2 separate regions of the Homo sapiens genome follow, and region 2 is linked to region 1. The links are chromatin loops, found by intact Hi-C in ENCODE. Cell type or tissue: Calu3. All regions are shown on one strand. Each heading gives the region's core, and the rest is flanking DNA. Links, peaks and the distances in the headings are about the cores only.

The links. Hi-C counts contacts between places; a loop is a spot of excess contacts. Peaks named below come from ENCODE experiments on the same cell type or tissue, not always from the same donor. Only the 100,000 strongest peaks of a DNase experiment are listed, where the experiment ranks them.
Region 2: a loop joins it to region 1, with 9 times the contacts of the local background. A loop is called at or near these places in 9 of 110 quality-filtered maps.

What each region holds. Positions count from the first base shown.
Region 1 is chr6:96,389,225-96,394,612 of GRCh38, forward strand. The region is part of intron 1 of UFL1-AS1 (UFL1 antisense RNA 1); the gene reads right to left. Among named protein-coding and RNA genes, the nearest start is that of UFL1-AS1, 130 kb to the right of the region's middle. In Calu3, for the core only: no CTCF peak of the experiment used is centred there; a DNase peak (open chromatin) is centred at 2,737.
Region 2 is chr6:97,054,312-97,059,699 of GRCh38, forward strand. The region is part of intron 4 of KLHL32 (kelch like family member 32); the gene reads left to right. Among named protein-coding and RNA genes, the nearest start is that of KLHL32, 130 kb to the left of the region's middle. In Calu3, for the core only: no CTCF peak of the experiment used is centred there; no DNase peak of the experiment used is centred there.

The DNA of each region.
Region 1 (5,388 bases), core at 107-5,106:
TCAACACCAGTCAAAAATGAGGGCATAAGATAACAAAAATAATTATAATCACAGTGGAATGTAAATTCTAGAAGGTAAATACATGACAATACTATGAAGGAAGTAGGTAGCCTATGAATGGTGGTAATTCATGATATTTAGCTGGGACCTTGAAGGATAGGTGTTATGTAGGTAAAGATAAGAAGAGAGGACTTCTGAGAGGAAAACAGTGCAAGCAAAGACTGTTCACTTCAAAAATATTGAATGCTTACTGTGTGCCAGGTCCTGGACTTTATACTGGGGTATAAAGACTTATCACTGTCTCTTCCCTTAAGAGCTTAACACAGAAAAGCAGAGTGCGAGTTCTCAGTGATACTTGGATAGTTCCATTCAGCTAGAGCGTGTATATAAGAGGAGGTAATGGAATGAAGCTGGAAAGACAAATTGAACCAATATTAATGAGAGTCTTAAATGCCAGGACAATATATACTCAGTTCTCCTGGGTATGGAAATAACTGAAGTCTGTTGTTAACAGTTTTTATCAGAAGGCAATGAAGACAATTGTGTTTGGGGCAGTCTTTGCTGGAAGAAATGTATAGGATAGATTTGAAAGGAAGAGACTTTTAAACTAGGTGGCTATAATTACAGTAATAAAGTATGGAATGATAATAGCCTGGGATAGCTGGTGACACCAGAGTAATTGTAAAAGCTCATGTGTGTCAAGAATATGTTAATGCTTTAATCATTTGCTAAGGAGTTATGCAAATCATCTTGCTTACTCCTCATAATATCTCTTCAAGAAGGGTGCTGTAATTATACCCCATTGACAGAGGAGTAAACTGAGCACAAAGACATTTTAAAAACTTTCCCATGTTTTACAACTAGTAAATGATGAAACTAGATTCAAGCATAGGCAGCCTCCAGAAACTGCTTTTTACCTACTGACTATAGTGTCAAAAACAGCTATAAATTTTGAACTCATATGTCTAAATAAAAAAATAGCTCAATTAACAAATACAAAGAAGTTTAAACACTTTTTTCACTTAAAAACTTTATCAGCTAAAAAAAATATACCATTCTTTTTCCAAATTTCCCTCACTGAAAGGTTTAGTGGTTTTCAAATTCAATAATAGAATTTTAACAGCAGAATGTATCTCAGAGAATAACTCAAACCTCACAACTTTACAGAAGAGGGCATTGAGACCAAGACTAAGGGAATGCCCAAAGTAAAAGAGCTAGCTAGGGGTTGAACTCACATTAAAATCCATACCTCCTGTTTTCTTGTCACTATAGTATAGCACTCTGATTTTATCATATCATATTTCTATTATGTTTTTCATAGTGAGCATGGAAGATCACAATACTGAGTCACAAAGGGAGAGATTTTTACTTATAAATTACAGAAAGATGTGTGAATGGTTACATATTTACTCACTAAAAAATCACAACAGTTAGTATATTAACAATTATGCCCATTATCCATTTTAGCAGTTTTGACACATGAATTCATCTTCCACAGTGGATTTTCGGATAATGATGTCAAATTGTTCTGCTTCCATATTATAACAAATCCTTTGTGAGAAGATAGATCTGTGTACTACTTGTTACCTCGCAGTGATGAATCAGTATCAGCGAGTTTTTTAGAGGGAGGAGAAGAGTCCACCAGAGGGTGTCATGCATTGTTGTCTTACATGTACATCTTTCCAGGAGAATTTCAACCTATCTTCTTTGATCACTACCAGGTGGTTTCCCCTTGCAGCTCCACAGTCCATCACTGGTAATAAAAGCATAACCAGACCAATTTGCTCTCATTTATTTTATGAATCATTGCCAGACTCAGAAATAAAGAACAAAAGGAAGTGTATCCTTTTTTGTGTCTTTTGAAATTGAATGAAATATCAATGAAATATCTTCATAACATTATGTAAGACAATGTCCTACATTGATGTGGGGCCAAAATAGCTTAAAGAACCTATGGCTTCAAAGCTAATGGAATGTGCCAAGAGGACCACAATATGAAAAGAATGAACATACTGAAAGTCTCAGAAAGCAATGGGTTTTCTGTCAGGAACAAGAGAAATCCAAATAATTGGGAATATTTTGTCACTTATTTCCCCGTAATCCTACCTAGCCACAAGATAAAACAAAAATAAAAAGAATTCAGAAGTAAGAATAAAAATACATCAGCTAGTGAGGTTGGAAAGTGAAGCTTGATTCATTTCGAATTCATTGTCCTAATGGATGAGCAAGTGATTGAAAATGAATGCATGAATAGCAGTTAACATCACTGGTAACAGGGAGACAGAGAAAGACAGAAGAAACATGGAAGTGGGGTAGAATAAAGAAAATAAGGAAAGCAAATAAAAAAGTTTTTAAAGCGAAAGAAGGGGTAAAGAAAATGAAAGAAATTAAGCTGACAGGAAGAAACATATGAAATGCAGCTGTGATGCTCATTTGTTCTTCTTTTAAAATGTAAATTACTTCTGATTTTGAAGTCAAGGTCTGGATATTTTCCTGTGGAAATATAGCCATATACCCTCTAAATAGTCTCTCTTCCCCAAAAGAGAGAAAATTGGGAAAGATAACGTAGTTTTACTGTAAGCAATACAAAAAAATAGTTCTAAAAACCTCAAGGCATTTCAGTGTAAGTTGTCTGCAACAGACAACAGCCTCAAAACCCTCCAAATTTCCTAGCGTGAGACAGGCACCAAGCGGGAGACTTGGTTGCCTGGCAACCGCGCTCTTCACAGGCAGCTGGAGTAAAAGGAACCGTCTGGTGCCAAACGGCCTTTCACCTGCTTCGTTAAAGGGAAATCAGAGAGAAAGAGTTACCTTGCAAAGGCCAAAGCTCCCCATGAGAAACAGAGGCTTGAGAAACCCTCCTCTAGCTTCACTTTGGAAAGGCACTCCAAGCAGGGTGGGAGGTTTCTAATGCCTCAGGAATTAAGGATGCTTTTTCCTCCCCTCCCCCTGCTCTGGGTGCCACCCTGAAAATAACAGGCTGCAGGCTTGGTATTCTGACGTTGTATAGAGGGGAAAAGAAATCACTTTAAATCTTTTGCTCCATATTGATAAATTCTGAAGACTAGGGACATTGCTTACATCTCCCCATTATTTTTAAATTAGGTTTGCTTTCTGATAATACAAGGACTAATAAAGTGTTTTCATGAGGAAAAGAGAATTTGAAAAGGAATGACTATGAAAATAGTCTGTTTTTACATAAGTATCTGGGGATTGAAGTTATTCTGGAAATTTTACCTGGCTATTTTAGTGGAAATGTAAACAGTACCTAGAAGGGATTTCGTATAAAAAATGGTGAGGGTTGTCCAAAAGAATTTGTACAGCCCACTCCTAAAATGCAAAGTATTGCAATATACATCTTTGTGTAAATTTTAGCCTTTGCTAGAAAATACACAGTTTTTAAATGGATCCTTAATGAGTAATTCCCAATTAGTCTGGCTCTTTCAAGGTCAAACAGTAAAATGTGCATGGAAATTGGGCAGATAGCTGCATAGTAGTCAGAAACAAAGCACTGAAGTCAGCATTTACAGTGGCAGATTCCGGTCCTTGCACTGTCACTCAGCACAGCATTAATTTTGAGTTCTAATTTGGGTGACATAGATCTAACATATTTAGTGTTCTTTTGGAACTTTCCTTCAGATAAGATTCTAAATATAAAACAAAAAATGTGTCATGTTCAAACTTTTCAGGTTATACAAATTATATAAATTTATTTCAGTTTTATTCACTACCAGTAAGTACAATTATTTTTACTCCTTTCTATAGGACTTTGTTGACCTCATTCTTTTATTCTGTTGTATTTTACTGAAATATGAATAATGGATATACATATACAAATATACACACACATATTTTATCCATCGCCCTACTCCACCTCCAAAGTTGAAGAGTAAATATGTTTTTCATTCTCCACATGACTTCTCCAAGGGAGTCTTCTATTATTGTTAGTAACTATACAATTGTCCAGTGTTTCCACAATAAGCTATTATTGAATGGGATTTTTTGGGAAGTCTTCATTTACAAAATTATACTGGAAGATAATTTATTTTCTTTTACGTTAAAAGCCTGGCACCATAACTCCTTTAGGGAAAAGAAATTTAAGATAGAAGGTGAGCCCCTGAGGCTATGGGTTAGCCCACAGGTTCTTAATCTGGTCTACACATTAGAATTACCTAGGGAGCTTTCTGAAAGCACTGATTTCTGCCCCCCTTCCTCCACCAAGGCTGTGATCTTGATTCCACATCTGGGTCAATTCTGTGTGAAACAGCATCAGTATGTGCACATCAGCTTCTAAGTTAATACTGGTTGAAAAGTTTTAAAGTTGTCTTATTTTCTGGGAGATGGACTTTAGGAGACTAGCTACAGCGCTGCAGAAAAAATGAGCAGCATTTAATGTTATGTGTGCCTAGTGGCTTTTCCCAACACCCGTGTCTCTCTCTATTCCTGTGCTCAAGCAGCCTTCCATTCTAATGCTACATCTTAATATTTAATGTGCTAAAAAAGTTAAAGAAGTGATTAATGTTAATAAAAAATATTCTAAATTATGTGGAAATACAAGTAGTAAAGCAAATGTTAGCTCTTACCGTTAGCCCACAGCCAAGTTACGTTTTGGTAACTAGAGGAAGAGGGTAATGTTTTGGCTATATTAGCTATAGTACACAGAGAGTTGATTAAAAAAAAACAGAGTCATTTTTGCCTTAAAACCATATACATATTTTCTTAATGTGTAGTATTATTTTCTGATGGTTTTTTTTTTTTTTTTTTGAGACAGAGTCTCGCTCTGTTACCCAGGCTGGAGAGCAGTGGTGCGATCTCAGCTCACTGCAACCTCCGCCTCCCGGGTTCAAGCGATTCTCTTGCCTCAGCCTCCCAAGTAGCTGGGATTACAGGCACGTGCCACCACACCCGGCTAATTTTTTGTATTTTTAGTAGAGACAGGGTTTCGCCATGTTGGCCAGGCTGGTCTCAAACTCCTGATCTCAGGTGATCCACCCCCCTCAGCCTCCCAAAGTGCTGGGATTACAGGCGTGAGTCACCGCGCCCAGCCTCTGATGGAATTTTTAGTATGTGTGTAATATTATATCATCCTATGAAAGAAATAAAATTTTTCTACCTGTAATGTTACTAATGAAAATTGGTAATTTGTATAAAAGGATTTGAATATATCTTTAGTCATATACCACCACATACCATTTGCAATCATATGTAAATTTAATCATTCTGTGCCTAAGAATAGAATAAACTCTAGACCATTCTCAGATGTACTCGCCTGGATTACTGCTTCAAGTTGATTAAAAAGTTGGTGCTATTGCTACCTAGTTAAGAGACTGAGAGATACATTATCTTTTCATTTACTGACAATTCCATTTATTGGTCTCAAACTGTCCC
Region 2 (5,388 bases), core at 262-5,261, 670 kb after region 1:
CATCCATTTACATTTTATTCTCAAATTTAGATTCATTAATTCAGCAAATACTTAATGAACACCTACTATATGCTAAGGACTTACTAGTTGTTAGGGATGCACTGATGAGAAAATGTACATTGGTGCTTTCTCACAGTAGGTCAAACTGTGATTGGAAATGCCAGATCAACACACCATTGCATTTTTAAGAAATGGATTAGCAGGGATCTGAATTATTTGCATATATAACATAGAAAAATACCTGAGTATGTTTGATGCTTCAAAAGTTGCACTAATTCAGGTAGGAGAATGGATAATTGAGTTGTAGTTCTTTGTCAAGGACTGCCTGAAAAATAAGACAGTAATTTGCATTATACTTTGCAGGAAGAAAATAATAGGCATTTATTCTATAGTAATTGAATAGACAGATATAGCACCTTAAAAACTAATGATAGCCATTCATCTCTATGTATCATGTATCTGTCAAAGTAGGAACAACTTGGCACAGCCCAAAGAATACAGCCTGTACTCCCGGCTATTCGGGAGGTTGAGGTGGAAGAATTGCTTGAACCCGGGAGGCAGAGGATGCATTGGGCTGATATCGTGCCACTGCGCCCCAGCCTGGGCAACAGAGTGAGATCCTGTCTAAAAAAAATATAAGAGAGGATAAAAATTGATTCCAGCTTGTGGCATCTTTGGAGAATTATTTGTTGAATCCAACTGTAAGAATCAATTCTGCTGGTTGGCACTGGAGAAAGTCACTGTTTTCACTTCAAATCCATGACCCCAAATCTCAGACAGATACCCAATGCCAGGCAATGTTAATCTGTTTCCCTAGTAAATTTGCTTTCCTCCTCTTCTTGATGAGTTTCTCACCCTCTCTCTTCTCTTTTTAGAGACATTCCCCTCACTAACCTACCTCCAGTACACATATCATAAGGAAAAGTCACCGTCCATTGAGAAAATAGAAACAGAAAGGAAGATCTTCATCATCTTACCATCAAATTCTCAACCCTCCCTGTTTCTGAACTTATTCTGGGTATATCCCTCTTTTACAGTGGGAGGGGTATCCCTGAACTGTCAGAGACTAATCTCCCCCACGTAGGGTCCAGATCCACTCCCTCCGACTCTGTCCAATATCACTCCTGTTATCCTGCTGCTGTCTCTTCTGCCATCAGTTTCTCCTCTACTGCATTCTATTGCTCACCTTTAAGAATCCTTTTCTTGCCAGGTGTGGTGGCTCATGCCTGTAATCCCAGCACTTTGGGAGGCCAACGCAGGTGGGTTACTTGAGGCCAGGAATTCAAGACCATCCTGGCCAACATGGTGAAACTCTGTCTCTACTAAAAATACAAAAATTAACCAGGTGTGGTGACATGTGCCTGTACTCCCAGCTAGTTGAGAGGTTGACGTGAAAGAATTGCTTGAACCTGGGAGGTGGAGGTTGCAGTGGGCCGATATCGTGCCCCTGCACCCCAGCCGAGGTAACAGACTGAGAACCTGTCTAAAAAAAAAAAAAAAAAAAAAAAAAACCCCTTCTTATTTCTATATTCCTCTTGAGCTACCACTTATTTCTCTGACTCTTCTCACAGCAGAGCTTATGAAAAGTGTTACATAAAGTTATTTTTCCTCACTTTCACTCATTTATCACTCACTTTTCCACTCCAAGTCTGGAGGCTTTTATCTTCATCATTCCACTAAAACTGTTCTTGGCAGTCACAAATATTGCCAAATCTAATTAAATACTGTCATATGTGACCTCACAGCTTCGTGCAGCATAGCCAGCCTCCCTTTTCTTTTTTTTTCTTTTTTTTTCTTTTTTTTTTTTTTTTTGAGATGAAGTCTCGCTCTGTCACCCAGGCTGGAGTGCAGTGGCACGATCTCGGCTCACTGGAAGCTCCGCTTCCCGGGTTCACGCCATTCTCCTGCCTCAGCCTCCCTAGTAGCTGGGACTACAGGCGCCCGCCACCACGCCCGGCTAATTTTTTGTATTTTTAGTAGAGTCGGGGTTTCACCATGTTAGCCAGGATGGTCTTGATCTCCTGACCTCGTGATCCTCCCGCCTTGGCCTCCCAAAGTGCTGGGATTACAAACGTGAGCCACCAGGCCCGGCCCACCAGCCTGCCTATTCTCTCTTGGCCTTTGTAACACTGCTCACTGTGGGCTTTTATTCTGTGCCACCACCAGCCTTCCCGTCACTCCTTTCCAGGTGGCTTTGCTTGCTCCTCCCCACTCTGTAGGCTTCAAATCCTTCCTGCTTCAGAACCCTCCTGTTTAATCCAACTAGCTTCCTTGGTGATGTCATCCAGACCCAAGTTATTTGGTATTGACAAATAACTTGCTATTATCTTATGCTATTGACTCCCAGCCCCTACCTATACTCTAGACCAAGGATCAGCAAACTTTTTTTGTGAGGAGCCAAAAATAATTCAGTAAATAATTCAGGCCATATAAAGTTTCTGTCACAGCTGGGTGCAGTGGGTCACGACCATAGTCTCAGCACTTTGGGAGGCCAAAGCAGAAAGATCGTTTGAGCCCCGGAGCTCGACACCAGGCTGGGCAACATAGCAAGACCCTGTCTCTATTTTAAAAAGTAAATAAAGTTTATTTCGCAACTACTCAACTTAGCTGTTGTAGCATGAAAACTGCCAGAGACAAATATGTAAATGAATAAGCATAGCTATGTTATAATAAAACTCTATTTATACTTAAATTTGAATTTCATATAATTTTCATGTATCACAACATATTATTCATCTTTTGGGTTTGGGGGACTGTTTTAAAAAGTTAAAACTATTTTTAGAAATTAATACCCCAAAAATTAAACAGGCGTAAATCTAACAAAATATGTACAAAAAATGCAGTTTTCCTATGTGAGTATCTTTTTTTTTTTTTTTTTTTTTTTTTTTTTGAGACGGAGTTTCGCTCTGTCGCCCAGGCTGGAGTGCAGTGGCGCGATCTCGACTCACTGCAAGCTCCGCCTCCCGGGTTCACGCCATTCTCCTGCCTCAGCCTCCTGTGTAGCTGGGACTACAGGCACGCGCCACCATGCCCGGCTAATTTTTGTATTTTTAGTAGAGACGGGGTTTCACTGTGTTAGCCAGGATGGTCTCGATCTCCTGACCTCGTGATCCGCCCGTCTCGGCCTCCCAAAGTGCTGGGATTACAGGCGTGAGCCACCGCGCCCGGCCGAGTATCTTTTTATATGCTTATTTGCCACCTGTCTTCTTTGGTGAGGTATCCGCTCAGATCTTTTACACCCCCCTCCCGCCCCCATTTCAAAAAATCAGATGGTTCATTTTTTTCATTGTTGAGTGTTAAGATCTTGTTTTTTGATATTTTGGATAACATTCCTTTAGCAGATGTATCTGTTGCAAATATTTTCTCTTAGCCTATGGCTTGTCTTCTCAATTTCCTAATAGTGTATTTTGTGGAGCAGAAGTTTTTAATTTTAAAAAAGTCCAAGTTGTCAATTATGTCTTTCATGGACCATGTTTTTGGTGCTGTATCTAAAGAGTCATTGTCATACCCAAAGTTATCTAGATCTTCTCCTATGTTACCTTGTAAGAGTTTTCTAGTTTTGCATTTTACATCTACATCTGTAATCCGTTTTGAGTTTATTTTTGTGAAGGATTTGAGAGCTGTGTCCAGGTTCAATTTTTGTATGTGAGTGTCCAATTAATCTAGCCCCATTCTTGAAAAGACTATCTTTTATCCATTATTATTATATTATCTATAATATTATCTATGCTCTTTCATTGACCATATTTATGTGAGTCTGTTTCTGAGCTCTCTGTTCTGTTCCATTGATCTGTTTCTCTCTTCTTTTGCCAATGTCACACTGTCTTGATAACTGTAGTTTTTTTTAGTCTTGAAGCGGGTATTGTCAGTCCTCCAACTTTGTTCTCCTTCAACATCGTGTTGGCTATTTTGGGTCTTTTGCTTCTTCATATAAGCTTTAGAATCTGTTTGTTAATACACAAAAAATAACTGTGGGATTTTGAATAAGATTACATTGAATCTATAAATTGAGTTGGGAAGAACTGACATCTTGACAATATGGAGTCCTTTTTATCCACAGACATGGGCCATCTTTCCATTTATTTAGTTTTTCTTTGATTTCTCTCATCAGAGTTTTGTAGTTTTCCTCATATATATATGTGCTAAGTCCCATGGCTAATGCCCTGATTGCCTACCAATATTCATTTCCTCTTTTTTCTTTATATAGAACTCTAATTTGATTTGGGACTATGGTGCATCTAGCCATAAAAATTTAATTTCCCAGGCTCTTTTACAGCTATGTGTAGCCACCCAGCCAATGAGATGTAAATGGAAGTCTCTGTAACAGTGTTTGTAAGAAATCTATTGTTTTTCTGATAAACAATGCCAGACTCAGCTGGCAAATGTTTTTTGTTCTTTGACCTCTCCTTTCTTTCTGCTTTGAATGTAGACATAATGCCTGGTGGTATGGCAGCCAATTTGAGACCATGAAACCACAGCCTGAGATTTGCCAAGCAGGAAAATACAAGGAGGCTGGTTGCCACTCTAAGTGGCCTAATCCAAATGTTATTGGAAAAGTAACCCTTATATTTGTTTAAGCTGCTTTGTTACATATAGACACACACAATTGTAATGATACACAAGCATTCTTTTGGTCCTTAAAACAGTTTTTGAGGTAGACATCATTATTTTCACTGTACAAATAAGAACACTGAGGCACCTGGAGTTGAGCTGTTCTCCCAAGTTGATTCTGTCAGCAAGTGTAGGAGCCAGGATTTGAAAGCAGACAGCGTGACCTAGAACACATGGGCTTATTAGTTCACCAGATGTCTGTGGAGACCCAGGATGAGGTAGGGGTGGGGAGAGATCTTGCCAAGCTTTGTATAAGGAGTGGATTTAGAGTTGGATCTTGAAATGAGTAGGATTTTGACATATGGAAATTAAAGGAATGAGGAGGACATTGAAGATGGAGAACAAGGTATTGCCTGAGTGTGGAGACTAGTAGATTACTGGCTTTAGCAAAGGGACCAGAAGGTCATAAAACTGGAGAAAAGTTTTTAACAGCAGGTTGGGGCTACATGGTGAGGTTTTCCAAATACAAGCCTCAAAAGTTTGAATTCTCTGATTCATAGAGAACTACTGAATTCTAGCCAGTATTGCTCAGATGGAGCACTTCAACAGGCATATTTATGAACATTTCCCAATATGATCACAACATTTAGAAACTGGAATTCATGTGTTTTATTATCCTTACCTGAACTATGTTTTTCTTTCTTAAAAATAAACTTCAGATGTCAGATATAGATGTGCAGTGCATGAGTCAATTTAGAAAATTCTTTTCCTTTAAATGGCTGCCACCTTGTGGATAAAAAGTCCTTAGTGCAGTGGTTTTGAAACTAAAACTAGATT